Regions from separate parts of the Mus musculus genome. Here region 2 is linked to region 1. The links are chromatin loops, found by intact Hi-C in ENCODE. Cell type or tissue: left cerebral cortex. All regions are shown on one strand. Links, peaks and the distances in the headings refer to the core of each region. The heading gives the core; the rest is flanking DNA.

The links. A loop is a pair of places that touch in the nucleus more often than their neighbours do. Peaks named below come from ENCODE experiments on the same cell type or tissue, not always from the same donor. Only the 100,000 strongest peaks of a DNase experiment are listed, where the experiment ranks them.
Region 2: a loop joins it to region 1, with 4 times the contacts of the local background. A loop is called at or near these places in 27 of 42 quality-filtered maps.

Annotation. Positions count from the first base shown.
Region 1 is chr8:71,850,762-71,866,410 of GRCm38, reverse strand. It overlaps Gm5373, which reads left to right. Exons shown (of 13, transcript XM_017313040.2): 2 at 12,139-12,253; 3 at 13,066-13,239; 4 at 14,123-14,205. Among named protein-coding and RNA genes, the nearest start is that of Gm5373, 22 kb to the left of the region's middle. In left cerebral cortex, for the core only: no CTCF peak of the experiment used is centred there; no DNase peak of the experiment used is centred there.
Region 2 is chr8:71,122,650-71,138,298 of GRCm38, reverse strand. It overlaps a transcript of Gm7827 not described here. Among named protein-coding and RNA genes, the nearest start is that of Gm7827, 9.9 kb to the left of the region's middle. In left cerebral cortex, for the core only: no CTCF peak of the experiment used is centred there; DNase peaks (open chromatin) are centred at 7,232 and 7,457.

The DNA of each region.
Region 1 (15,649 bases), core at 2,502-10,501:
GATATTGCATGATAAAATAAAAAAATCCAGCCCTACAGATGATACTAAAAGGAAAGGTATAATCCAAGGAAACTTGAGTTACACCTATGAAAACACAGGAGATAAATATTCTCACACTAGAAAAACCAACAGAAGGAAAACACACACACACACACATTTCTAACATCACCAACTCTCTCCCCCCCCCCTGCTGCCGAAATCACCATCACTACCACCACCAACAAAATAACAGGCATTAGACATTCCCTCAGAGTAAAGGATTGGAAAAAGATTTTCCAAGCAAGTGGACCTAAAAACCAAGTTAATCTAGCCATTTTAATATGTAACAGAATAGACTCAAACCAAAATTAATCAATAGAGACAGAAGGACACTTTATGCTTATCAAAGGAAAGATCCGCAAAAATGTTATTTAAATTTTAATACTTATGCCTCAAATGCAAGGGCACCCACGTTTGTAAAGAAAATTATACTTTAGCTTAAATCACACATCAACTCTCACACATTGAGAGTGGAAGACTGCAGTACCCTGCCCTTACTAAAGGACAGGTTAGCCAGACAAAAACTAAACAGAGAAACACTGGCGCTAATAAACATCTTGTACCAAACGTACCTAACACATCCACTGAACATTTTATCTAAACAGAAAAGAATGCACTTTCTTCTCAGCACCTCATGGAACTTTCTCCAAAATTCACCATGTACTTGGTGACAAAACCAGTCTGAATAGATACAAGAAAACTGAAATAATGCCCTATATCCTATCAAACAACCACAGGTTAAAGCTGGAATTCAACAATAACTGAAACAAGAGAAAGCATACAAACATGGAAACTGAACTGCTCTACTGAATGACTTCTGGGTCAAGGGAGAAAGAAAGAGTTTAAGGACTTCCTAGAATTCAATGAAAATGACTGCACAACTTACCTAAACTCATTTGATACAATGAAAGTTGTGCTAAGCAGAAAGTTTATAGCAGTAAGTGCCTTCATAAAGAAGTTTGAAAAAGACAGAATATTAAAAGCAGTAAGGGAAAAAGGTCAAGTAACATACAAAGGCAGAGCTATTAGAATTACACTTGACATCTCACCAGAGACTATGAAAGCTAGAAAATCCTGGACAGATGTCATACAGACCCTAAGAGAACACAAATGCCAGCCCAGGCTACTATACCCAGCCAAACTCCCAATTACCATAGATGGAGAAACCAAGATATTCCATGACAAAACCAAATTTTCACAATATCTTTCCATAAATCCTCCACTACAAAGGATAATAGATGGAAAACACCAACACAAGAAGGGAAACACTACACCCTAGAAAAAACAAAAAATTAATATTTCAACAAACTTTGAGTTTAGACGATAGCTACAAAAACATAATTCCACATCTAACAACAAAAATAGCAGGAAGCAACAATCACTTTTCCTTAATACCTCTTGACATCAATGGACTCAATTCCCCCAAAAAGGCATATACTAACAGACTGGATATGTAAACAGGACCCAGCATTTTGCTGCATGCAGGAAATGCACCTCAGTGCAAAGACAGACACTACCTCAGAGCAAAAGGTTGGAAAACAATTTTCCAAGCAAATGGTCCCAAGAAACAAGCTGGACTAGTGATTCTAATATTGAATAAAATCAAATTTCAACCAAAAGTTTTCAAAAAAGATAAGGAAAGGCACTTCCTACTGGTCAAAGGTAAAATCTACCAAGAAGAACTCTCAATTTTCAACACCAATGCTCCAAATGCAAGGGCACCTAAATTCATAAAAGAACCTTTACTAAAGCTCAAAACACACACCACACCCCACACAATAATAGTGAGAGACTTCAACACCCCACTCTCGGCAATGGACAGATCATGGAAACACAAATTAAACAGACACAGTGAAACTAAAAGAACTCAGGAACTAAATGGATCTAACAGATATTTATAGAACATTGTACACTAAAGCAAAAGAACATACCTTCTTCACAGTACCTCATGGTACCTTCTCCAAAACTGACCATATAATTGATCACAAAACAGGCCTCAACAGACACAAGAAGATTGAAATAATCCCATGCACCCTATCAGACCACCATGGACTAAGACTGGTCTTAAATAACAACAACAACAACAACAACAACAACAGCAACAACAAAAAACAGAAAGCACACCTACACATGGAAGCTGAACAACATTCTACTCAATAATAACTTGGTTAAGGAAGAAATAAAGAAAGAAAATAAATACTTTTTAGAATTTAATGAAAAGGAAGACACACCATACCAAAATTATGGGACACAATGAATGCAATGGTAAGAGGAAAACTCATAGTTCTAAGTGCCTCCAAAAAGAAACTGAAGAGAGCTTACACCAGCAGCTTGACAGCACACCTGAAAGCTCTAGAACAAAAAGAAGCAAATACACCCAAGAGGAGCACATCGCAGGAATGAACCTAACTCAGGGCTGAATCAACCAAATAGAAAAAAAAAAAAAAAAAAAAGAGCTATACAAAGAATCAACAAAACCTGGAGCTGGTTCTTTGAGAAAATCAACAAGACAGATAAACCCTTAGCCAGACTAACAAGAAGGCACAGAGACAGTATCCAAATTAATAATATCAGAAATGAAAAGGGAGATATAACAATGAAATATATCTTAAAACGATTGTTTTGTTTGTTGTTGAATATTAACAGTTGAAAATATTAAAATCATGTTCTACAAAAAAAAAGAAATGGAAGCTGAATATGAAAATTATATCAGGAAGGTGTACAGTGACCTAACTAAAGTTTTATTAAGCACTGTCTGAATCTGCCAGTAGATATTGGACTAGAAAAAAAGATAATGCCACTGGAAAAAAGAAGAAAGAAAGAAAAAAAGAAAAGAAAAGGAATATAGAGAGGAGCATCTAGCACAAGAGCATGAAGTGACCCACAGTGTACCAGGACCAGCAAGGGGAACCAGAGAAGGGCACCTGACTCCAAGATTTTTTGCCAGTTCCCTCTTCTCCCCTACCTGCCCATCCGGGGGAGAGCACACAGCTGCCAGTGGATGAGAAAAACCCCAGCTCTCTCACTATACTGAACTTACCATAGGTAGAGGTAGAGAGAATGGATCAAGCCACCTGTGAACGCTCAGGCCAGTCCAGGTCAATGAGCATGAAATGGAGTCCCTTGTAGTGTCTTGCTGTGTCCCGAGAAGGTCTTGGGGCAGTCCCATCTATGTGAGTGAGCCAGGTCTGGGTGCCAACATCCAGAGAAGTAAGCTCAGGTCATGGCCCCAAAACAAGTACCTTGGTCTGAGCCAACAGAATGTCAGGCTTCTTTCCTATAGAATAATAAATCCATGTTCGGAAGACTCTCCAAGCCAGGGAACATCTCTATATCAGAGGAAGAACTGTGGAGTTCAACAGTGCCTGCTCCACAGTCAGCTGTGGCCCCTTACATAGGCTCCTGGTGCAGCCAGCATGTCTGGCCTCCTGAAGGCACTGAGTTATTTATGGACTAGGAATCCAGACCAGAGACACCAAGTAGCCGAAAATTGACCCTCCTGCCTTATCACCCCCTCCTATTTATCTGAGAAGAGGTCAGAAACTGACATTGTATATTCATCCCTGGCCCCCAGAACCTGTCACTACACCTTTACTTACCAACAGACCCTGTCACCAGACACAGCTGCCTCACTGCCAAAGACAGTTTAATGGATGCAGATAGTGATGAACTTCACAGAGGCTGGTGTTCCGAGGGTGCGGGCAGCCACCTGTGCTATTGTAGTGGGGAGTGCCCTCCTCCTTGTAACCTGTACAGAGACATCATGCACTGCTCTGGCATGACTATGGTTTCTGAGCAGCTGCTGGACTTAATTAAATGGCCCTCCGTGGGTTTCTCTTGGAGATGATGACCCATGTAAAACCCCCATCCACCTGCAAAGCAGATCCCCTAGATGTGCCTGCTCCTGCCTGATCCTAGCCCTGCCTCTGTCTGGAACCCACCCAGACATGAACAGGCTTCTAATTGCATGGTGGCTTGCCAGGGCCTTCCCACATCATTAGGATTCATCAACATAATGCCTTGGCTCCAGCCACAGCTGCCCAGCCAATCATGGGCCACCTTGACCTCAGGAAGGAGGTGACTTGAGATGTGAGCTCCTGCTGAGACCTCCTTTGCATCACTGTCAATGAGGAGGGGCTCCAGAAGGACTTGCCACCAAAAGCATGCTGAAGCCTGCCATCAAATATTGATAAAGGGAGAGGGGAGAGGACTATGTAAATGAGTTATCAATGGCCAGGCCTGGCTCTCAGGCCCTGCAGTCAGGGAGGGGCCTACATGGTGGGCTTGCTGTTATTGTTGGTTTTTGGTGAAACTCCTTATTTGATTTATTGACTTGAATTAATTTTTATTGGTTATTTTCTTTATTTAAATTTCACATGTTATCCCCCTACCTGGTTCCTTCCCTGCAACCCCTCCCCCCCCTCGAAGCCAACCATTGGATTGAACCAAGGTCCCTAACAGAGGAGTTAGAGAAAGGACTGAAGGCTGTTTCTTTAAAACAGGGGCACTCAGGTTATTTTTACTCTGAAACAATTTGTGGAGCATGTTTGTTAGATTAGGCTCATGAGGCAAACACCACACAGGCATTCAAGGTCAGAGCCACTAGCTTGCCACATGGGTGACCTGCCTTCCCAGGAGGAGAGGGTGAGGCCTGAACCACATGCTCCTAAGGCAGCCCAGGCTGGGCCTATAGACTGCAAGCCCTAGAGGCAATGAGGAATGGGGATGGGAAGCAGGTATGTGAGACAAGAAACTTCTGGAAGATTTCTTACCTTTTGAGCTTAGTGAGACCTTTGAGAATGTTCTGAGCTTTCAGCAGCATTGTGTTGTGTTACTTAGGGCTCTTACACTGTCTCCTTTTATCCTACATGCGCCTGTGCCCACCCTGTTAGGAGACAGTTTCCTGAGTCCAGTCATCTCAGAAACTCCTTGGAATACCTTGCTGACAGGGTCAAAACTGAGTTTATGTTCCTAGGCTCCACAACCTAACTCCTTCCTGTTCTGCTCCTTCAAGTGTTCCAGGTTTGTCTGATGGCCAGTGGAGGATGTAAAAAGGGAAGACAGCTGTTATCCCTTTATGTAAACTAAGGCACACAAGTCATAAGTGTGCTGCCTGTCTTGACTTAATTAATGTGTGTGACTTGCCCACTCCTTTGTTCCCTTAGCATTCTAAACTTCTGGGCCAGAGTCCAGAAAGGGACCTGACTGCAAAAGCTAAATCAAGGACCCTGAACCAGGTGACCCAGATAAGGCCCAGAATGTCACCAATGTTAATTTCCTTCCTTAAGCCCTTATGTCAAAATTGGTCAATACAACAACCCCCCCCCCTTGCTTTTTGTTTCCATTCTATAAAAAGGTTGTACAGTCTCCATTCAGGGACACAGTTCAGATCATGAAATGGCTACCTTCCTTAGCACTCAGAAAATAAAGCTTTCATTTTTAAGCTTCAAAAAAAAAATAGGCACTATCAATCACAGGTCATTAATATCTCTCAATATAAATGGACTTAATTCCCTAATTAAACACACACACACACACACAAGCAAATAGAATGGATGTGAAAACAAGACACACCATTGTAGTGCATACAAGAAACGCATGCCAGCAATAAAGATAGTCATTACCCCAGAGTACAGGGCTGAACCAAAATTTTTCAAGCAAGCAGACCTAAGTATCAAGCTGAGTCAAACCAAGATGAAAACCTTCTAATATCTAATATTATAGACTTTCAACCAAAGGTAATCAAAAAAGACAGGGAAGGATGCTTCATACTTATCAAAAGAAAATTCTACTAATATGATATCTCAATTCTAAACATCTATGTCTCAAACACAAGGACAACCACGTTTGTAAGAGAACACAGTTAAAGCTTAAAGCATACACCAAACCCCACAGATTATTAATGGGAGACTTCAACACTTCTCTTTCACCAATCTACAGGTCATCCAGACAAAAACTAAACGGAGAAATAATAAAACTAACAGATGTTATTGATCAAATGGACCTATGTAATATGTGTAGAATATTTCACCCCAAATCAAGAGCATGTAACTTTTTCTCATCACCTTCTGGAACTTTCTCCAAAATTGACCATATCGTTGGTCACAAAGAAAGCCTCTTCAGATACAAGAAAATTGAAATGACCCCTTGCATCCTATCAGAACACAGTAGGTTAAAGCTGGACTTCAATAACAACAGAAAAACCAGAAAGCCTACACACTCATCGGAACTGAACAACTCTCTACTCAATGATCTCTGGGTCAAGGAAGAAATAAAGAAATTAAAGACTTTCTACAATTCAATGAAAATGAAAGCACAACATACCTGAAATTTAAGGGACACACTAAAAGTGCTGCTAAGAGGAAAGTTCATAGCACCAATGGCCTCCATAAAGAGATTAGAAAGCCTGCATTCCAGAAATTTAAAAGTACGTCTGAAAGCTCTAGTAAAAGAGGCAAACACACACAAAAGGAGTAGACAGCAGGAAACAATCCAAATCAGGACTGAACTCAATCAATTAGACACAGAGAAAACAACACCAAGGATCAACAAAATCAAGAGCTGGTTCTTTGAGAAAATCAACAAGATAGACAAACCCTTAGCCAAACTAAAAGGCATAGAGACAGTATCCAAATAAACAAAATCAGAGGTGATAAAGGAGACATAACAATAGAATATCAGAAAATTCAATGAATTAATAGGTTTTATTGAAAAACCTGTATCCACAAAGTTGGAAAGTCTTAATGAAATGGGCTTTTTTCTTCTAGACACATACCACTTACCAAAGTTAAATCAAAATCAGGTAAACTATTTAAACAGCCCTATACTCCCTGAAGAAGTAGAATCAGTAAAAGTCTCACAACCAGCTCTTAACTTCTTGCTCTCTTGCCTCTCTCTTGCTCCTTGTGCCCCCCTCCCTTCCCCTCTCTCTCCATGTGACCATGGCCAGCCTCTATGTCTCTACTTTCTCCTTCTGCCTGCCTTTCTCTGACTCTGCTACCCTCTTAACTCCCCTCCCCATGACCTACATAAGCTCCATTCTATACTTTAAGAGAAAAGAAAAAAAAAGTCTCATAACTGAAAAGCCCAGGACCAGATGGTTTTAGTGCAGAATTCTACCAGAACTTCAAAGAAGAACTAATACTTCTCACACTAGTCCATAAAATAGAAACAGAAGGAACACTGCCAAACTCATGGTATAAGCAACAGTCACCCTGATACCTAAACCAAGAAGCCCTGAACAATGAAAGAGAACTTCAGACCAATTCCTTTTATAAACATTGATGCAAAAATACTCAAGAAAAGACTTGCAAAACAAAAGCAGAAGCACATTAAAAACATCACCCATCATGATCAAGTAGACTTCATCCAGGGATGCAGGAATGATTCAATACATTGCTAGGGTTTCTTCTCAAAGATAAAAATGTTTTTAAAACAGAGTGATGGGTGCATAATTTTAATGACATACTAAGAAAGCACTACTAGATTGTATACTTTCAAAGAATGAACTTAGTACATAAGTGTATTACATACCTGTAAACCCATTATTATTGAAAGATAAATTATGTTTATTTCATGTGTATGTATATCTTGCCTACATGTATGTGTGTTCACTGTGTGCATGTCTGGGCCTGTGACAATGCAAGAGGATTTGGATAGCCTATAATTGGCTTTGAAGATGGTTGTGAGCTGCCTTGTAGGTGTTATTGTAGGTTGCAGGGTTTGTAGCTGACAGATATTGAGGATTTCCTTTGTCCTCCAGTAGCAACAGGTTTCCTTCCAATCTTATGAACTCTGGTTAGTAGGGTGGAGAGTTTAGTTAAACCCAGCTCAACCTATTGCACTATGATGACAGAAAGGTTACCTTCAGAAATCAGTCCTAAACATCAGATTGTGTAGACCATCCAACAGTCTTGGCACTAGCCTGTGCTGATAGTTGAGGCTTTATGTAGGACCCTTTGGTTAATGACTCAACAGGTTGCAACCCATTCCTCTTACTGGAGGTGTAACTTGGTGGCACAGGATGTGTAGTTGGAGCCTTGTCTCCTCTGTCAGTTTTTGGCTCCATAAGGATCCCTTGCATAAATGTATAGAAGGCTGCTAGAGTAGCCGATTTCCATATAGCTTTTCAAAGGGCCTTTAGTGTTTGTGGTCCCTCCCCTTATTTCCTACTTTACCTAGGCCTGCATGCCAGGGCTGTGGGTGCTTACATAACCGAAGGAAACGGACCCTCTACATTATCAGGTAGGAATCCCTGGGCAGCCAACATGGGTGACCTGGATACAATGGAGAGACTCAACTCCAGTCAATATCATGTTGATGAATAGGAGGGGCAGGTAACGGAGCCTGAAAGAGGTGAGGGCAGTGGAAGGGTGTACCCCATGCCTCTACCTTTCTCTCCCAATTGCCTATTAAACCCTCCTGTTCTAGCTTTTCTTTCTCTCTTTATAACACTATACACTACTTCCTCTTCCTTGGGAGATAGCATTCTCCCACTGGTTTCTTACAAGATAGTAATCCTGTGTGGTTATTTAGATTGTAGATCTCATTTCAGATCCTTGAACACTAACATCCTTAAAAGAGGCCACATAACATATTTGTGGTGTTGGGTCTGGGTTTGGCAACACAGGATGATCATTTTTGCCCCATCAGGCCAGTTAGGTCCACATATTGGCAGGGCTGCAGGGTTGCAAAGGATCTGAACCATCACCTAACTCCCCTCAGTATTCCCTTTGAAAGCCATGCACGAAGATCTAGTGCAGAGTCAAAACTGACAGTGCTTTGCCCAGGAGGGTGGGCTCCTGCCACCACAGTCTGAGGCAGCCATGCATAGAGCATAAGCATAGCACCATTGTGTGCTCAGAGCATGTCACTGTGGTTATGCTAGCAGAGCTGTACTGCTGCTACGTGCTGAAGTACAGTTCACTTCACAGTGAACTGGCTGTGCTCTCCTGCTTTTTACTTGCAAGACTTGCCTTTTTTTGTTATTGTTTTCTTTCTTTCTTTAATTATAGAATTTTGGAGGCAGTGATCAGCTAAAGGGAAGGGAAGAGAGGGAAGAGGGTTCGTGGGCGGCCCTAGGCTCCAATAATGGAGGAAGTCCTCAATGATGACACCCAGACAGTAAATATTCGCAGAAGGGGACGCTGGTACACCCGCCTGTGGCATTCATGTCTGGGCCTTAGATGCATGCATCCTCAAAAAAAAAAGAAATTTCGTCTCCACTGGATTGGCTATGATCCTATAGGTCCATTACAACGAGCAGCTAGTATGGGTGACCTGGATACAGTGGAAAGATTAATCCACTCCAGTCAACATCATGTGGATGAATCTGATAGAAGAAACAGGTAATGCCGCTTGAAATTGGTGAGGGGGGTGGACAGAGGCGGGTGGGACCTGTCAGGTATACTCAGAGACAAACAGGGAGAAAAATCAACTTCCAGGGCCACATCCTAATGGAGGAGAGATGGCATGCTTAGGTTCATTTTCTCTGGGGTCCCCTGCATTGTCTACGTGTTTAATGCTCTTAGGCATATGAGACCTGCATACCCTGGAACACCAGCTCCTAGACCTTAATCAAACTACATCACTTTATTTTTATGTTACACTAAAATTTTCAAGACACTCACCCACAGCATCACACACATAAACATACACACACACACACACACACACACACACACACACACACACACACACACACACACACACACAGGTGTTTTGCCTATGTGCATTTTTATGCAGCATGTGATAGAATCAGGTTCATGGTCCCCTGGAATTGGAGCTATACATAGTTGTGAGCTGCCATGTGGGTGCTAGCAATCAAAACTGAGTGCTCTAGAAAACATATCTAGATCTCTTAACGGCCAAGCCACCTGTCTAGATTTGTCTTAATATATAGGCCATTAATATTAATATACAACACTGGAAAATTTATCACAAGATAAATCTTCAACCTAAATGGAAAAATCACTACAAAATCTTAGATCAATATGACCCATTTATGCTAATGGATCAAACAAAGACATTCTGAACTGGAACAATGACCCTGTCCCCCGCCACGACCATCCCTGGTACTCGTCTTATATACATGTTGTTTGTGCATTGATACACATGTGAAGGGACTGACATTGTCTTCCTCTCACTTTTCTGTGCCCCACACATGCAGAACTAAGTGTGTGGTGGTCAGAGGACTTGCCACTTTACAGTTCTTTCCTGGCACATTGTGGGTTCTGGGGACTGAACTCTGACCATCAGAGCCCCTGGTGGGTTCCACCCAATAGTCCCCCAGTTTTAGAGACGTTCACTCACCCTAATCCCATGGTATGTTTGATTTACTCTCTTGGAGCACACTGATTCTCAGACTTGCAGGCAAGTAAGGTTTGGGGATCGCCATGTCCCCACATCTGCATTCAGGTTTCCAGGGCAAGTGTTTTACCAATTGAGTTTTACCAACCATCCCAGCCCCTCATTCTTATTTCCTATTTTTAGGTCGTACTAGGTTATGAAGGGGAATCAATGACACAACTGAAGATTTCCTGTAGTCCACATGCTTCTTGAACATTTTGTAGTTCTAAGAGGCTTTAGGTTGGAGCTTCATATAAATAATAGATGAATAAATTATAAATAATAGTTTCAAGATATTCTTTTGCTTATAGAATGTCTTCTTTAAAGACACTGAATTGTCTAACTGTAGTTTTTCATTCTGTCAGCCCATTCATTCCCCACACATAACTTAGATATCTACTGTGTAGAATACACATTCTGCTCTTTCTCCAGATCTTTCCAGTCTTATACCATTATGTTTCTCTGCCCAGTCAAGCTTCTTTACATTCTATAAATTTAAATGTTAAATGAACTGAAGCATGCTCATTGGAACCCTAGTTTCATTGTGCTTATAGCCTTTTGAATATCAAGCATGGGAACTAGGATGGCATAGGTTATCACCTTGTAGAGATATTGACCCAATTTTGGTGTGAGTCCAGGAGCACATTGACCATTTTATGGCAAAGCATGAGGTCCTCCTTTGCTACCATCTAGTGCCTGGATTACCATGGATACTGTATCTATTACCTAACAACTAGGTTGTGCTCCCCCTGCTACCAGGTATGGAAACACTACTCATGGGCATAAAAAAATGGAATGTGGAAACAAACAAAAAAAAATCAAAGAATTGATAACTGAGTGTTTAGAGTTTTGTTTGTTGTTTAGAATTTACATAGATATGAGAGATCATTGCCATTTACCTGTAAATTGTGCCATATTTTGTTCAATGTAAGGCACAAAGGGTTTCATGATAACCCTTTATTTTGTAGAGAAACATTTAAAAATATTGGCAATTATAGTTATAAAATAATAGAAATGATAAATGACATTCCAATCTTAGGGAGGCTAAAATGTGAATGAAAAAGGAATGTGATCCCAGTGTCACTGGCCACTATTTAGGATGAGTTAGGAGGATTATCATGTTCAAGACTTGAATGGTGAAGAGAGTTATTTTTAAAGAAATGTAAACTTCTTTGAATAGAAAAGTTTTATATGTGTACTGTTGATAGAATCCTGTTTTACATTCACTGAAATGTTGTGCTTGTTATAACAAGGAAGAGAAATCATTATCATGATGAGCAAATGCTGAACTCTCAGGAGCTGTAAATGCTTGTAATGTTCTAGCAGAGTTCTTGCCCATCCAACCTGAAGCCTCCCAGCAGCCCCGGGTAAGATAACAGCTATACTTAATCTCCATTCTTTGGATCTGGAAATGGAGTCATGGAGCTCATAGAAATCCCAGGTAGTCACTAGTGAGTACCAGATATTAGAGTAGGATTTGAATTCATGCTGAGATGAACTTACTGGGAACTTTTCTATGATTCTTTGTACAGGGATGAAGGTCGTGAGAGAACACCTGCCTTATGTGGGGACAGCCATGCACTATATCCCTAGCACAGTAAATGAACATTTGAGTAGTCATAAATAAATAAGGCAATTCCAGTTATTTTCTTATATCAGAAGAAAATTAGCTTCATAGTATGTGGTGCTTAAAGGAGATGGGGCTCTTATTTAGCATTTGGGAATGTCCCTAAATGTCCTTTCCATTTGCAGGACGTCACTCCATTATGCATGTGCCCACAACCATCCAGACGTGGTGGCACTATTATTAGAAAATAATTCCAGCATTGATATCCTGGATGATGCAGGCTGTACACCCTTGATTAAGGTAGCTATTGGCCATCTGTTTTGATATGAACTGGACTAGAGGTTGTCCTTGTTTGGTTTCTGTTGCTGTGATAAAACACTGATCAAAAACAACTCAGGAAAGGAAATGGTTATTTGGCTTACATTTACACATCACAGATCATTCTCAAGGGGAACCAGGGCTGGAGCTCAAATCAGGAACTGGAGGGAAGAACTAAACTGGAGTTCACAGGAGAATACAGCTTTTCTATGGCTTTTTCCAAGGCTTGCTCAGCCTCTTTTTTTTTTTTTTTTTTTTTTTTTTTTTTTTTAATACAACTGAGGACTTTGTCCCAGGCATGTACCAACCCCTAAAATCTGGGCTTTTCTACTTTCATCTAAATTTAAAAAAAAAAAAAAAAAGTCCATATAGTTGCCCAGAGGCCAGTTTCATAGAGGCATTTCCTCCAGTGAGGATCTTTCCAGGTGTGTTAAGCTTGTGTCACATTGGCAAAAAGAAAAAAAAAGAAAGAAAAAGAAAAAAAAGAAAAAAATCCAAACCAAACAACTAATCTCTGCACTGCAACAACAAACCAGCACAGACCATAATTCTTAGAATATCTAGGTGTGTTGACAGAACCCTTAAATTCTACCACTGGGAAAGAGATGTGGTGGAGACATTATAAAGTTAGGCAAACCTGGGGGTTCTTAAAAGACCTTGTGTCTAAAGAGAGTGATAATATGCAGAAGTGAAACTCTATGTTTTATTTAAGGGAAACTATTCAGTGCAATGGTAGAAAACATCTCTCTTGACTTCCTTGAATTTAAGATGTATTTCTTTGTACAATTTTACAGGCCACCCAACGAGACAATGTGGATTGTGTTTCTGTATTGCTCACCCACAATGCGGATCCAAATCTGATAGATTTCAGTGGGAACACAGCCTTCCACCATGCTGCATCCAGGGGTAACATAAGTATTGTAAAAATGCTCCTTGAGCACAACGTAGACATTGAAGCCAAAACAGAGGTAAAGATCACTCAACTTCATTCCCAGGGCACCTCTAGCAGTGACACGCACATCTATTTTCTACACACAGAAGCTCATGCATTCTCACTGAATCTGTTCAGAGGAACACATTTTTTTTCTCCATCTTTGTTTTTCATATTTTTTTGTAGTTCATTCAAAAAAAAAACCAGCATAGCGTATTTTATCTCAGAATTGGCCTTGATTTTAAAATTCAAAAATAAAGAATTTAGGACCATACAAATATCACATATACACAGACAATAAAAATAAATTCATTTCAAGTTAAATGATTGTAGAATAAATAGAAATGTGTTGGTGCAAAGAAGGTACTGATATGTGTTTGGCTTAGGATAAGGGTAGACTGGAAAATGAAAGAGGTGACAGGCAAATTAAGAAATTTGGTCATTGGAGAAAATATGCCCAAAACGTTATTTAAGTTTTAAAAAGTTTTGGTGTACATGGGAGATGCTGTCCAGCTTGTGAGATAAATTCTTAGTTTAGAAAAGAAATATATTTGAAATACAGGTTGAGAAACTCTGCCCCAGACCCCTCCTGAGCACACTCCTTCAACAGGGGCATAGCACAGTGTACTCTGTATTCTGGGCTGTGGCAATGGAGGCCCCACTCCACGGAGCTAAGAAGATTGCAATCCTTGAGTGTTTGGGGAGAGTTCTGGAAGGGAGTGGTGTTATAGGCAGTGTTGGACAGGGAAAAAGTGTGTCAAAGGGAAAAGACAGCTGTGTGTGGGAAAGTGCAGCAGGTGTTGTAGGGTGAATGATCCCTTGTGACTCTTTTCTTGTCTATTTATCTTCACAAAATCGGTGATGAGCAGATTGTTGAGAAACAAGTAGTTTTGTAAAATGCAATATTTTTTCCTTTATAGTATGGCATGACACCGTTGCAACTTGCAGAATTTGAAGAGAAACCTGAAATGGTAGAATTTTTAGCAGCGAAGTGTGCAAAAAGGTACAGTTTCTTCCTTTCTTCAATCTTAGTGCTGCTCTTGAGGGTGACAATTGCTTAAGTCAGGAGTATTAAAATGATAGGGAGATTGTAAGAAACTCAGAGGCACATAATTAGGAAGCTTAGCACACATGAAGTGGGAGCTGGAAAAGAGACAGTTTCACCACAACAAAAAAGAGCATGCACCAGGGATCACTGCCTAGTTCAGGAGTTCACCTCATGAGCCATCCACCAAGCCAAAGGATAACCAAGATCAGTTGTTGCTCCATTGCCATATTTTTACTTTTGACAGTGTTTGTCACTGAATTAAGGGCCATAGGTGTCGTGTCATTGGCAAATGTTCTATTATGGATAAACACCCACAGTCCCTAAATCTGAAATTTTATAACTTATGACCCCAAAGATGACAGCATAAGCCATTTCTTTAGAATTATACTGTACATAATCACAGGTAACAAACAGTGTTTCCAAATGATGTCTGAGTCTTGAAATGTCCAAGTCAGCAGAAAACTACCTTTCACTGGGAGATGTTCTTAAACTGTCCTAGCACAGGTACCCAGCAACTTTGGTGATTCCGCAGTTCAAGACATTTTTCTTCCACATTTCAGATGGAGCTTTCAAAATGGATATATAAGTAGTTCATTTCTTTCCACAGAGTTTACTACACTAGCATTATAAATCTTGTACTGAATTCTGTGAATGTTTATCTCTGAAAGAGGTTGCTCTTACAATGCCACATGCATGCCCTTTCCATATGGAATACATCTGTTTATGCTGAAATTTTCTTTTTAGTAGACATGTATACCTGTTGTTTATGTTTAGCCATAATTCCCAATAACAGTTCTGTGCTTTAAGACACATTTCAAACCTTTAATGATTTATGTAAAATTTTTATTTTATTTTTTTCTTATTCATGTTACATCTAGTTCACTGCCCCACCCTCCTGGTCACCCAATCCCACACTTTTTCCCTGTCCCTCCTACACTTCACCTCTGAGCAGTTTGGGACTCCATGTATGTCCACACCCTGGCACTTCCTCTCTCTCTGAGGACAGAAAAGCAGCTCAGCTAGAAGGATATATCCCAGGTAGAATGAAAAGCTTTTTTTGATACCACCCATCCCAGTTGATTGGAACCCATACGAAGACCTAGCTGCCCCTCTGCTACATAGGTGCACAGAGATGTCTGTCTGGGTCATGTTTTGTTCTTTGGTTCTTTGTTCCATCCCTAAAAGCCCCGAGGGTTCAGGTTATTTGAGTCTGGTGGTCAGTCATCCTCTGGAGTTCCTATCTCCTTCAGGCCTGGAATCCTTCCTCCTAGACTTCCATAAGTGTCTACAGCCATACCACCCTGAGCACTCCCAATCTTGTCTTTAATGCTTTTAGTGTGTGTGTGTATGTGTATGTGTGTATGCACTTTTGTTTGTGTTTTAATTAAGAGCTAATTAT
Region 2 (15,649 bases), core at 3,944-11,943, 730 kb after region 1:
AGGCACTAGATGGTAGCAAAGGAGGACCTCATGCTTTGCCATAAAATGGTCAATGTGCTCCTGGACTCACACCAAAATTGGGTCAATATCCCTACAAGGTGATAACCTATGCCATCCTAGCTCCCATGCTTGATATTCAAAAGGCTATAAGCACAATGAAACTAGGGTTCCAATGAGCATGCTTCAGTTCATTTAACATTTAAATTTATAGAATGTAAAGAAGCTTGACTGGGCAGAGAAACATAATGGTATAAGACTGGAAAGATCTGGAGAAAGAGCAGAATGTGTATTCTACACAGTAGATATCTAAGTTATGTGTGGGGAATGAATGGGCTGACAGAATAAAAAACTACAGTTAGACAATTCAGTGTCTTTAAAGAAGACATTCTATAAGCAAAAGAATATCTTGAAACTATTATTTATAATTTATTCATCTATTATTTATATGAAGCTCCAACCTAAAGCCTCTTAGAACTACAAAATGTTCAAGAAGCATGTGGACTACAGGAAATCTTCAGTTGTGTCATTGATTCCCCTTCATAACCTAGTACGACCTAAAAATAGGAAATAAGAATGAGGGGCTGGGATGGTTGGTAAAACTCAATTGGTAAAACACTTGCCCTGGAAACCTGAATGCAGATGTGGGGACATGGGGATCCCCAAACCTTACTTGCCTGCAAGTCTGAGAATCAGTGTGCTCCAAGAGAGTAAATCAAACATACCATGGGATTAGGGTGAGTGAACGTCTCTAAAACTGGGGGACTATTGGGTGGAACCCACCAGGGGCTCTGATGGTCAGAGTTCAGTCCCCAGAACCCACAATGTGCCAGGAAAGAACTGTAAAGTGGCAAGTCCTCTGACCACCACACACTTAGTTCTGCATGTGTGGGGCACAGAAAAGTGAGAGGAAGACAATGTCAGTCCCTTCACATGTGTATCAATGCACAAACAACATGTATATAAGACGAGTACCAGGGATGGTCGTGGCGGGGGACAGGGTCATTGTTCCAGTTCAGAATGTCTTTGTTTGATCCATTAGCATAAATGGGTCATATTGATCTAAGATTTTGTAGTGATTTTTTCCATTTAGGTTGAAGATTTATCTTGTGATAAATTTTCCAGTGTTGTATATTAATATTAATGGCCTATATATTAAGACAAATCTAGACAGGTGGCTTGGCCGTTAAGAGATCTAGATATGTTTTCTAGAGCACTCAGTTTTGATTGCTAGCACCCACATGGCAGCTCACAACTATGTATAGCTCCAATTCCAGGGGACCATGAACCTGATTCTATCACATGCTGCATAAAAATGCACATAGGCAAAACACCTGTGTGTGTGTGTGTGTGTGTGTGTGTGTGTGTGTGTGTGTGTGTGTGTGTGTCTGTGTCTGTGTGTGTATGTTTATGTTTATGTGTGTGATGCTGTGGGTGAGTGTCTTGAAAATTTTAGTGTAACATAAAAATAAAGTGATGTAGTTTGATTAAGGTCTAGGAGCTGGTGTTCCAGGGTATGCAGGTCTCATATGCCTAAGAGCATTAAACACGTAGACAATGCAGGGGACCCCAGAGAAAATGAACCTAAGCATGCCATCTCTCCTCCATTAGGATGTGGCCCTGGAAGTTGATTTTTCTCCCTGTTTGTCTCTGAGTATACCTGACAGGTCCCACCCGCCTCTGTCCACCCCCCTCACCAATTTCAAGCGGCATTACCTGTTCCTTCTATCAGATTCATCCACATGATGTTGACTGGAGTGGATTAATCTTTCCACTGTATCCAGGTCACCCATACTAGCTGCTCGTTGTAATGGACCTATAGGATCATAGCCAATCCAGTGGAGACGAAATTTCTTTTTTTTTTGAGGACGCATGCATCTAAGGCCCAGACATGAATGCCACAGGCGGGTGTACCAGCGTCCCCTTCTGCGAATATTTACTGTCTGGGTGTCATCATTGAGGACTTCCTCCATTATTGGAGCCTAGGGCCGCCCACGAACCCTCTTCCCTCTCTTCCCTTCCCTTTAGCTGATCACTGCCTCCAAAATTCTATAATTAAAGAAAGAAACAAAACAATAACAAAAAAAAGGCAAGTCTTGCAAGTAAAAAGCAGGAGAGCACAGCCAGTTCACTGTGAAGTGAACTGTACTTCAGCAGGTAGCAGCAGTACAGCTCTGCTAGCATAACCACAGTGACATGCTCTGAGCACACAATGGTGCTATGCTTATGCTCTATGCATGGCTGCCTCAGACTGTGGTGGCAGGAGCCCACCCTCCTGGGTGCCTGGGCAAAGCACTGTCAGTTTTGACTCTGCACTAGATCTTCGTGCATGGCCTTCAAAGGGAATACTGAGGGGAGTTAGGTGATGGTTCATATCCTTTGCAACCCTGCAGCCCTGCCAATATGTGGACCTAACTGGCCTGATGGGGCAAAAATGATCATCCTGTGTTGCCAAACCCAGACCCAACACCACAAATATGTTATGTGGCCTCTTTTAAGGATGTTAGTGTTCAAGGATCTGAAATGAGATCTACAATCTAAATAACCACACAGGATTACTATCTTGTAAGAAACCAGTGGGAGAATGCTATCTCCCAAGGAAGAGGAAGTAGTGTATAGTGTTATAAAGAGAGAAAGAAAAGCTAGAACAGGAGGGTTTAATAGGCAATTGGGAGAGAAAGGTAGAGGCATGGGGTACACCCTTCCACTGCCCTCACCTCTTTCAGGCTCTGTTACCTGCCCCTCCTATTCATCAACATGATATTGACTGGAGTTGAGTCTCTCCATTGTATCCAGGTCACCCTTGTTGGCTGCCCAGGGATTCCTACCTGATAATGTAGAGGGTCAGTTTCCTTCGGTTATGTAAGCACCCACAGCCCTGGCATGCAGGCCTAGGTAAAGTAGGAAATAAGGGGAGGGACCACAAACACTAAAGGCCCTTTGAAAAGCTATATGGAAATTGGCTACTCTAGCAGCCTCCTATACATTTATCCGTATGGGATTTATCCGTATGGGATTTATCCATATGGGATTTATCCGCAAGGGATCCTTATGGAGCCAAAAACTGACAGAGGAGACAAGGCTCCAACTACACATCCTGTGCCACCAAGTTACACCTCCAGTAAGAGGAATGGGTTGCAACCTGTTGAGTCATTAACCAAAGGGTCCTACATAAAGCCTCAACTATCAGCACAGGCTAGTGCCAAGACTGTTGGATGGTCTACACAATGTGATGGTTAGGACTGATTTCTGAAGGTCACCTTTCTGTCATCACAGTGCAATAGGTTGAGCTGGGTCTAACTAGACTCTTCACCCTACTAACCAGAGTTCATAAGATTGGAAGGAAACCTGTTGCTACTGGAGGACAAAGGAAATCCTCAATATCTGTCAGCTACAAATCCTGCAACCTACAATAACACCTACAAGGCAGCTCACAACCATCTTCAAAGCCAATTATAGGCTATCCAAATCCTCTTGCATTGTCACAGGCCCAGACATGCACACAGTGAACACACATACATGTAGGCAAGATATACATACACATGAAATAAACATAATTTATCTTTCAATAATAATGGGTTTACAGGTATGTAATACACTTATGTACTAAGTTCATTCTTTGAAAGTATACAATCTAGTAGTGCTTTCTTAGTATGTCATTAAAATTATGCACCCATCACTCTGTTTTAAAAACATTTTTATCTTTGAGAAGAAACCCTAGCAATGTATTGAATCATTCCTGCATCCCTGGATGAAGTCTACTTGATCATGATGGGTGATGTTTTTAATGTGCTGCTGGATTTGTTTTGCAAGTCTTTTCTTGAGTATTTTTGCATCAATGTTTATAAAAGGAATTGGTCTGAAGTTCTCTTTCATTGTTCAGTGCTTCTTGGTTTAGGTATCAGGGTGACTGTTGCTTATACCATGAGTTTGGCAGTGTTCCTTCTGTTTCTATTTTGTGGACTAGTTTGAGGAGTATTAGCTCTTCTTGGAAGTTCTGGTAGAATTCTGCACTAAAACCATCTGGTCCTGGGCTTTTCAGTTATGAGACTTTTTTTTCTTTTAAAGTATAGAATGGAGCTTATTTAGGTCATGGGGAGGGGAGTTAAGAGGGTAGCAGAATCAGAGAAAGGCAGACAGAAGGAGAAAGTAGAGACATAGAGGCTGGTCATGGTCACATGGAGAGAGAGGAGAAGGGAGAGAGGGGGGCACAAGGAGCAAGAGAGAGGCAAGAGAGCAAGAGGTTAAGAGCTGGTTGTGAGAATGTTACTGCTTTTTCTTCTTCAGGGAGTATAAGACGGTTTAAATAGTTTACCTGATTTTGATTTAACTTTGGTAAGTGGTATGTGTCTAGAAGAAAAAAGCCCATTTCATTAAGACTTTCCAACTTTGTGGATACAGGTTTTTCAATAAAACCTATTAATTCATTGAATTTTCTGATATTCTATTGTTATGTCTCCTTTATCACCTCTGATTTTGTTTATTTGGATACTGTCTCTATGCCTTTTAGTTTGGCTAAGGGTTTGTCTATCTTGTTGATTTTCTCAAAGAACCAGCTCTTGATTTTGTTGATCCTTGGTGTTGTTTTCTTTGTGTCTAATTGATTGAGTTCAGTCCTGATTTGGATTGTTTCCTGCTGTCTACTCCTTTTGTGTGTGTTTGCCTCTTTTACTAGAGCTTTCAGACGTACTTTTAAATTTCTGGAATGTGGGCTTTCTAATCTCTTTATGGAGGCCATTGGTGCTATGAACTTTCCTCTTAGCAGCACTTTTATTGTGCCCCTTAAATTTCAGGTATATTGTGCTTTCATTTTCATTGAATTGTAGAAAGTCTTTAATTTCTTTATTTCTTCCTTGACCCAGAGATCATTGAGTAGAGAGTTGTTCAGTTCCCACGAGTGTGTAGGCTTTCTGGTTTTTCTGTTGTTATTGAAGTCCAGCTTTAACCTACTGTGTTCTGATAGGATGCAAGGGGTCATTTCAATTTTCTTGTAGCTGATGAGGCTTTCTTTGTGACCAACTATATGGTCAATTTTGGAGAAATTTCCAGAAGGTGATGAGAAAAAGTTACAAGCTCTTGATTTGGGGTGAAATATTCTACACATATTACATAGGTCCATTTGATTGATAACATCTGTTAGTTGCTTGTAGATGACTGAGGCTGGGGACGTTTCCAGTGGATGGTTGACAGGACTTGGGCACTTCTTATGGATGACTGCCAGGCTGTGGGCTTTTCCTATGAATAATTAACAGGCTGTTGGGGGTTGTTGCACAGATTTTGATAAGTTGTGTGTGTCCTGTGGATGATTGACAGGCTTTGGGTCTTGCATAGGAATGACCTATAGATGCAATTCTACAGATCTCTTGAATCTATATAAATTTTTGATAACAAATGAAAATCTAAACCCTATGTCATCAATACTTTGATTTTTTTCATTCCCATATTTCTTTTGTTTTATGCCCATGAGTAGTGTTTCCATACCTCACTACCAGCAGGAGCACAACACACTCCTAAGGTAATAGATAAAGTGTCCATGGTAATCCAGGTGCTAAATGTTAGCAAAGCAGGACCTCATGCTTTGCCATAAAATCATCAGTGTGCCCCTGGACTCATACAAAAATTGGGTAAATATCTCTACAAAGTGGTAACCTATACTATCCAACTCCCATGCTTGATATTCAAAAGGCTTTAAGCAAAATGAAACTAGGGTTCCAAAGAGTATGGCTCGTTCCATTTAATAATTTAAATTTATAGAGTGTATGAAACTTGACTGAGAAGAGGAACATAAAGATATAAGAATAGGAAGATCTGGGGAGATAGTAAAATCTATATTCTACACTATAGCTATCTAAATTATGTGTGGGAAAGAAATGGACTGATAGAACGAAAAACTACAGTTGGACAATTCAGTGTTTTTAAAGAAAACATTCAATGAGCAAAAGAATATCTTGAAACTATAATTTATAATTTATTCTTGTATTATCTATATGAAGCTCCAACTTAAAGAATAATTAGCCCCTTAGAACTACAAAATGATCAAGAAGCAAGGGGACTACAGAAAATCTACAGTTGTGTGATTGGTTCCCCTTCATAACCTAGTGCAGAATAAGAATAGGAAATAAGAATAAAGGGCAGGGGTGGTTGGTAAAACTCAATTGGTAAAATACTTGCCCTGAAAACCTGAGTGAAGATGTGGGGATAAGGGGATCCCCAAAGCTTACTTGCCTGCAAGTCTGAGAGTCAGTGTGCTTCAAGAGAGTAAATCAAACACACCAGGGATTTGGGTGAGTGAACATGTCTTTAAAACTGAGGGACCACTGGGTGGAACACACAGGGAGGCTTGATGGCCTGAGTTCTGTCCCCAGAACCCATAATGTGGCAGAAGAGAACTGTCAAGCAGCAAGTCCTCTGACCACCACACACTAGGCTCCGCATGTGTGGGACACGGGAAAATGAGAGGATGACAGTGTCAGTCTCTGTCCTTCACAGGTGTATCAATGCATACACCACATGTGCACAAGGTGAGTATGGGGGAGCAGGGTCACGGTGACAGTTCAAAATGTCTTTGTTTGGTCCATTAGCCAACACAGGAGATATTGAACTAATAATTCTTGGTGATGTCTTTGCATTAAAGTTGACAATAGATCTTATGATAAATTTTTCCGTATTATATATAACATAGTATAATTAACATGAATATTATGGAGAGATGGCTTAGCAGTTAAGAGCTCTAGTTTTGTTTGTAGTGCACTCAGTTTTGAGTGCTAGCACCACATGGCAGCTCACAACTGTCCATAACTCCTGTTCCAGGGCATTTCTCACTCAATTCTAGCATACAGTGCATAGAAAACAAACAGCAGCAAAATACTCCTCTATATAAAGCTACAAAAGTTAAGCATATACAATGAAGTAAAATGTATGTAGTTTCTTTAACTAAGTCATGTTAAAATATCCAATACAGTTCTTCAAAAGAGACAATGGGAAAGTATTTATAAACTAACTGAATTTTTTGTTTTGTTTTCCTTATAGAAGGCCTGGGAGCTGATGTCTTAAAGTACGTATGTCTAGGTGCCCAGGACCCTAAAGCAGGTAAATGATCCAGTGAGGCTCAGTAAAAAAGAGCCTAAGTATAACCTCTCCCCTCTCAGAATGCATTCCATAAAGTACAGTGTGCCCATGCTACACTCAACAGACCCAAGAAGGCTGGATAGGAAGAAGGGCACAAGAAAGGATGTTTGATTCTATTGAATGGTCATGGGATGCAGATGGAGGGAGAGAACTGCATGAGAAAGGAGATAGGGATGGAGAGGTGGGTTCATTGTCTGGTGTGGGGAGGAGGGGGGTCCATGATAATGAATGGAAATCTGCAACTGACAGGGATGGTAAGGAGGGGGCAACTTTAGGAAGAGACGGAGACATAGGATAGGGGATTCACACAAGTATCACTGTGGGTGTGCTTAGCTGTGACTCAGCATTGGCGATATGGAGCCTGGGGAGGCTTCCTCTTCTGGCTAGGCAGGAACCCCAGTGGAGCAATAGTGACATTAACCCACCCACAAAACTTTTAACCCAAAACTTTTCCTGTCTAAAGAAATGCAGGAATAGGGGATGGAGTAGAGACTAAGGGAATGGCCAACCAAAACCCCACCAAACTTGAGACCCATCCCATGGGCAAGCAACAGTCCCTGACACTATTAATGATACCCTGTTATGCTCATAGACACATACTGGTACATACTTTCCTATGAGAGAATCCACCCAGCAATGACTTAAATAGATGTAGACACCCACAGCTAAACATTAGATGGAACTTGGAGACTCTTGTGGAAAAATAAGAAGGGTGGCAGTGCCTAAGGGGATAGGAACTTCACACGAAGAACAACAGAATCAACTAATGTGGGACCATGAAAGGCAGCCTAGTTTCTGATTGAGCTAGGTTAAAAACCCCAGAGACACAGCAGATAACTCTGCAAGGAACAGTAGGTGCTTTGCCACGCTCCTAGACAACAGGATCCTAGACACCTAGGAGGCCTCTCCTCAAGACCATTTTAATGAGGTTCCTAAAGGCCTGAAGAGCATAGCCAATTAAGCTCTCCTTCCCAGACACTACTCACTGCAAAAGGTATGTAACCTCAGGCCTGCCCTGAGAAAGAGAGTATAGTTTCACTCATCACAACAGTCCTCCATGACAATAAATGCTTTAAAACCATGGACTGTTAAAGATCTTTTCCCAATCTGTTGGTTGCCTTTTTATCTTACTGACAGTGTCCTTTGCCTTATAGAAGTTTTGCAATTTTATGAAGTCCCATTTGTCAATTCTTGATCTTACAGCACAAGCCATTGGTGTTCTGGCCATGAATATTCCCCCTGTGCCCATATCTTCGAGGCTCTTCCCCACTTTCTCCTCTATAAGTTTCAGTGTCTCTGGTTTTATGTGGAGTTCCTTGATCCAGTTAGACTTGAGCTTTGTAGAAGGAGATAAGAATGGATCAATTCACATTCTTCTACATGCTAACTGCCAGTTGAGCCAGCACCATTTGTTGAAAATGCTGTCTTTTTTCACTGGATGGTTTTAGCTCCTTTGTCAAAGATCAAGTGACCATAGGTGTGTGGGTTCATTTCTGGGTCTTCAGTTCTACTCCATTGGTCTGTCTGTTGATGTACCAGTACCATGCAGTTTTTATCACAATCGCTCTGTAGTAGGACTTAAGGTAGGAGATGGTGATTCCACCAGAGGTTCTTTTATTGTTTAGAATAGTTTTTGCTACCCTAGGTAGTTATTCCAGATGAATTTGCAAATTGCCCTTTCAAACTCTGTGAAGCGTTGAGTTGGAATTTTGATGGGGACTGCATTGAATCTGTAGATTGCTTTCGGCAAGATAGCCATTTTTACTATATTAATCCTTCCAATCCATGAGCATGGGAAATCTTTCCATCTTCTGAGATCTTCTTTGATTTCATTCTTCAGAGATTTGAAGTTCTTATACAGAGCTTTCATTTCCTTAGTTAGAGTCACAGCAGGGTATTTTATATTATTTGTGAGTATAGTAAAGGGTGTTGTTTCCCTAATTTCCTTCTTAGCCTGTTTATCCTTTGTATAGAGAAAGGCCACTGAGTTCTTTGAGTTAATATTGTTTTCAGATACTTCACTGAAATTGTTTATCAGGTTTAGGAGTTCTCTGGTGGAATTTTGGGGTGTCACTTATAAATACTATCATATCATCTACAAATAGTGATATTTTGACTTCTTCCTTTCCAATTTGTATTAGTGGATATTAGCTCAGAACCTCAGAATATCCAAAATACAATTTGCAAAACACATGAAGCTCAAGAAGAAGGAAGACCAAAGTGTGGATACTTTGATAATATATCCACTCCAGTAGTGTCTCGCTTGACAGGCCAAAAACCTGGAAGCAGTCCTGAGGCAAAGAGTTTCAAGGAAACTCAGCCTCCTGGAACCTTGGCATTCCCATAGCTAGAATGCCCCAGATTTGTCCCTGCAATATCGTGGAGGGTCTTGTATGTTTTCTTACAGTATTTTACTTTATAAGAGTTAGAAATCTCAGGGCAAGCTTAACAAAGTATACTTAGAATCTTCACTACAACCAGGTATAGCAGGCTACATTGCATATTAGATGCAAGTTGGTGAATTCTTCTGACAAATGGAGATTCCCTACAGATACTTAAAAGTACAGTCAAGTTACTTTCATATGCAAGAATTTACCAAGGCCTAGGGAATATGGGGGTTTGTGGTATTGCTTTATTCATGAGAAGGTCTACTATAGCAGAACCCCCTGGTGCTAGCTTTCACAAGGCTCAAAGGAGTAGCACAAATTGTGACTAGGGTGTGAAATCCTTACCTGTCATTAGCTGACCCTAGGCAGGGCTGTTTTATCTTTTCTATAAATATTACCTATATTATATATGTTCCCTTTGTGACATTACACTCAGATTCTACACACTCTCTCTTGTTGCTTCTGTTTGTCATTCATTGATTCCTTTGCATACTTGCCACCAGAGACCCAGTTCACATAGCCAGGAGACCCAAAGAAGGGATAGTCTGCTGCAATTTGGTCCTTCTTAGCTGGGGGAACAAAATACCCATGGAAGGAGTTACAGAGACAACGTTCAGAGCAGAGACTGAAGGAAGGACCATCCAGAGACTACCCTATATAGGGATCCATCTCATGAACAACCACCAAACACAGACCCTATTGCAGATGACAAGAGTTTGCTGATAGGAGCCTAACATAGGTGTTTCCTAGGAGGCTCTGCCAGTGCCTGACAAATACAGAAGTGAATGCTCATAGTCATTCATTGGATGGAACACAGGGTCCCCAATGAAGGAGCTAGAGAAAGTACCCAAGGAGCTAAAGGGGTCTGTAGCTATACTGGAAGAACAACAATATGAACTAACCAGTACCCCCAGAGCTCCCTGGGACTAAACCACCAATTAAAAAAAAACCCACATGGTGGGACTTGTGTCTCTAGCTGCATATGTAGAAGAGGATGCCCTAGTCACTCATCAATGGGAGGAGAGTCCCTTGGTCTTGGGAAGATTCTATGACCCAGTACAGGGGAATGCCAGGGTCAGGAAGTGGCAGTGGGTGGGTTGGGGAGCAGGGGGAGGGGATGATAGGGGATTTTCAGAGAGGAAACTAGGAAAGGGGAAAGCATTTGAAATGTAAATAAATAAAATATCTAATAAAAAATGGACTGCTTCTTCTCATCAGAATTCTCCATGGTGAACAACATAACAGGTCTTCCTCTAAAGAGCCAAGTCTAATCTCCTGCAGAAGGCCTCTCTGTGCTCCCAGCCACAGTTTCCATCAAGCCATGCTTCCTGCCAGGCAAGCCAAAGACTCTCCTCCCAGAGGGAGACCCAGCTGGAGCTCTCCTCCTCCCCCTTTTCCCTTTGGCTCTGGGTAAGATCCAGCCCTCAGGCCCCCACTCCAGTCTCAGCTCTTCTGAGGCATCCAGTGGCATCTGGAATGTCCAAGAGCCTGAGAACCTGTTGTCCTCGACTCTGCAGGCCAGAAACTCTGAGCCAACTGGCAGGTCTACAGGAAGTTCAGGCTGTGCTCCCCTAATCTTGGAGAAGGGTCCTAGGGCTTCTTGCAACCTGACGCCCTCCTGGCACCAGCATGCATTGCACACAGTCAAAACTGCTCACATCCCACCTCACCCAGGGGCCCAAGCCCTGAGCCAGATGTAGGCCACCCTTTATCCCACAAGCTAACATGAACCCTTTGGGCTCTCAGAGACTGAACCATCAACCAAAGAACATACACAGTTTGGCTCTAAGTTTACATGCACATAAGTAGCTTATGTGCAGCTTGGACTTCAGTCAAAAAAAAAAAAAAACCAACAACAAAAAAAAAAAAAACCTGGAGCAGGGGCTATCTCAAAGGTTGTCACCTGAATGCGGGATATGCTGTTCTAGCTGGACTGCCTTGACTGGACTCAGTAGGAGCGGAAGCACCTAGCCTCACAGAGATTTCATATTCCAGGGTTGAGAGATGACCAGGGGGCCTCCACCCACTCAAGAGGACAATGGGAGGGTAAGAAGGGGCAAGGATTGTGGGAGAGACTGACTGGGAGGGAGCAGTGAGCAGGATGGGAAATAAACAAGTGAAAAATAAAAACAAATAAAAAAACATTTTTCCAGAAAACATCACATGGCACAACTAAGACTCCAATAAAACAATAATTTTTGACTTCAGTCTTCTATCAGATAAAACATTTTACTGTAAAATTTATATATATACATATATGTAATAAACTTCTTCCTTACACTCTGTGTCTGGATATGTCAGTGTGTGTTGGAGTGTTCAGCTCCAGCGGCATCTAGAAGAAAAGCAAGAATTATCAATAGTATCATCAGCCACATCATTGGTGGCACTGTCAGGAGCAGCAGCAGCAGCAGCATCAGTGTCATTATCATCAGGATCAATGTAATGAGAAACAGTGAGAAGGTGGAGGCTTGTTTTGTTAATTTTATTCTCAGATGTCGCTTCCTTTGGAATGTTTGTTTCCAGGCTGATAGAATCCTCACAAGTCAGAGTTCAGAAGAGCAGAGATAAATAGACACCAATGTTTAACAGGAAGATTTCTCTGCTTAGCCATTCAAAAAACACAAGGTATTCCCTGGGACTGAAAAAAATTTCCTCATTCCAGAATGGGAGACAACCAAGTACCAATCAACTTTACATGGTCAGTTGTGTTGGTCTAAACTGGCTTTGTTACACTATGTGAAGTATTTTCATTAAGTTGGGAAAAGGAAACAATTTTTTCTGGTTCTAGGTAATGCTTAAATAGCATTGAAATGTATTAATCATGACTATTAGTACCAAAGAGATCTACTTTTCTATCTAAAATAAAAGTTCATCTATTTTAAGTAAGTACTGTTGTCTAACTTACCGGGTTTATCTTTTCTGTTGGAGGAAGGTCCTTGGCCATTTTCTTCAAACCACACTTGTTGAATTCGATTTCTAATCCACGTCATCATTGATAACAGGAATGTAAGAAATCACATCAAGGGCATTACCGGCAGCAGTAGCATATCTGGTGCCCAAAAAAACCCAGGTTCCTGGACAGTGGACCCACTATAACCAGTGTGATCGGCTGACTCTAAAGCGTCATAAAAATTCTCAGCTAGATCTTCATCTAGGTCAGGAAAAGGACTGGGTTCCTCACCTGAAGAAAGAATAGCATACTTGTCTTATGCTCCAAGCAGTGTCAGAACATTCAGGTCAGTTCTTTCAATGGAATCTAGGGAACAGCAAGTGCAGGTACCAGGAGTAGGCTCTGGGTCACAATGGGGTGTGGCCCTTGCATGCTCCATGTAAAAATCTGAATCAGTTATGAATCCAACCCAATGTCACTACCTGTTTCTGAGTCATGTTTTTCATCAGATTCAGAACTGTCAGAAGGACATGGGGAATGAATTTTCTCAATATCAGAAGGAGCAGGACTGTCAGGAGCACATTGTGAAGGACTTGGTTCTATTTCAGCAGGAATCCTGGTGTCAGCAGCACAGGTGGAATGAGTTGGCTCAACATCAGCAGGAGCACCCCTGCCAGGAGCAAGTTGTGAAGGAGTTGGTTCTATGTCAGCAGGAGCCCTGCAGTCAGCAGCACTTGTGGATTGAGTTGGCTCAATGTCACCAGGAGCCTCAAGCACATGAATTCTATGCTTCCTAGGAAAGGGACAGAAAATAGGTGGTTTATTTCCTCGCACCTATAAGGAAAATTGGCAATGTTACTTTTGATTTAAAGTTTCACTGATTTTATTCATTTTATCACCTGTCTGCTAATGTCAGAATCTTGATTTATATTCCCCAAAATGTTTCTGTATTCAGACCTACTTCATCACTAAGGACACTATCTGATATTCAACAACCTCTGCTTCCTTTCTGCATGATGAGTAAAAGGCCCAGAGTATCTAGAAATCTTTAATGGGGACCTGCTTAGTGTTATGCTTTTATCTTCTGCTCTTTGCTACCTCACATCATCATTCTCTGCAAAATGGAAAGATATAAAAAGAAAGGACAAAATGTGTCTTCTCCTGTCTTTATGACCTGAATTTGGAATTCCAGCCAGATGAGGTGAATAGGGCAGTGAGGTGCTTTGAGAACAAAAGGAACCTCTCTCTTCTGCACTACACTAACCCTTCCCCAATGAATGATCTTCTACAGTTGTCCATTAGATACCTGGGATATCAGAACAGTGGAGCTGAATTGTGAAGTGCATGAATAAAGTACGTCACTACCTACAGCAGAGGGGAATTGCTGAGTTCCACGTATGGATTCTATATATGCCTTCCAAAATCTCACCTATTTACTCTATGTTAAAGTAACTTTTATGCACTAGGTGTAATTGTAATCTTTGATGCTTACTACCTCCATCTGAATGATAACCTAGGCCTAGTCCTGGAAGCTTCTAGCCTCTGTGAAACTTAGCATAGGCCTAGAATATTGTCAGCCTCTCATACTTACTGCTGAATGAGCACACCGTTATTTCAGGTTCTTTTTCATCTCTGGCTGACTGGTTCAACTCAGGTGTTCTAGCTCAAAGCTGCTCCCCATGCTAACTGATTCAGCCTGGATTCTCTCTTGGCCGTTGATGTTTTGTTCTACTTGACCTCAAACTAACTAGAAATTTTTTTCTAATCTTCTGACTCCTTCATATTCTCTGGTTCATTCTGCCTTCACCCGTGTCTTGCTGGTTCTCTCTTCAATGAATCTCTCTAAAACTCTCTGGGTAAAAATGCCTCCTCTCTCTGTTTCTCTCTGCACTACCTCTCAAGTAGCTTCCCTTTCCTTTCTTCTTGAGAGAGTTGGACACATCCTATTTAATCAAAACTTTCTCTGATTCATCAACTTCTCTGTCATGCAATTAGACATCACTTTCAAACAAGGTGATTTATTCTACAAACTAACTTTACCTTGATTGTTTAGGATTAAGGGTGTTTACTAAGGAAGTGTCTGTATTCTTGCTAGAGAGATTAAAGTTCTGTGCAAAGGCTGAGTCACACAATAACTAGACAAGAATTTATTGAGTAAACAACACAATCAAACACAAGCACAGCATGATCAACTATCCTGCATCACCATGACTGTTGTTACACAGAGAGGATGAATATAATGACCTGATCCAGCACCTCAGAGGCCCATAGGCTCATATAATGCTTGCTCTCCAGATGGCTGACCTATTCTGGAAAGGATTAGGAGTTGTGTCCTTTTTGTAGGATATGTGTAACTGGGATGGGCTTTAAGATTACAGTAGACAGGTGCCGTTTCCACAAAGTTCTCTCTTTCCTGTGTAGGTCAAGATGTGATCATTCTGCTGCTGCTTCAGTACCATGCCTGCTGCCTGAACCATCATGGTGATGTGTGCATCCAACTGGAACCATGAGCCCAACTTCAAACACACCCTTTCTTCTGGAAGTTGTCTTTCTCATGGTCTTTTCTTACAGCCATAGAAAGTAACTAACATAACCATCATCTAGGTACAGAAGAGTGACTTCAAACGTCTGAAGGATTCATTCCAAGCTGTGAAGGGGTTTTGCCCAGTGGATTTGGCCACAAAACAAGTGATCAAATTCCATAATGCTAGCTTAGATGGGATACCCAGAGCACTCACTGCTTCAACCAGATACACTTAGGAAATGTGAGTGTTGAAAATGGATTTGATGCTGCATGGCAAATAAGGTCTCCATATATTTGTTGCTCCTTACATCTCTGAGAAATTCATAACTTAGCAGCCAACTTTTGCCCTTCAATACCAGGTTTCATGATACTTACATGAAAAAGTCACACTCCAAAACATACTCTGCATCATCAAACAATATAACACAGAGAAGGTTCAACAAAATGAGTTAAGCAGCACTGTTGATCAAAGGGAAAGCATGAGGAAGCATGCAATCTCTGTGTCTTCAAACTGTTCAAATGTTAGAATTTAGTTCACTGGATCCACTGAGAAATGGACTTGAATACAGCAAAGCATGTGGAATTTTCAGACATAGGCACGTTTTCATACACCACGTGTTACCGGACTCATTATCCCCTTCCTCATTGTGTAAATATGCTTGAGACAGGTATTAAAGAAGAATAAAGGACCATATGATGCAAAGTTAAATTTCCAGGACATCT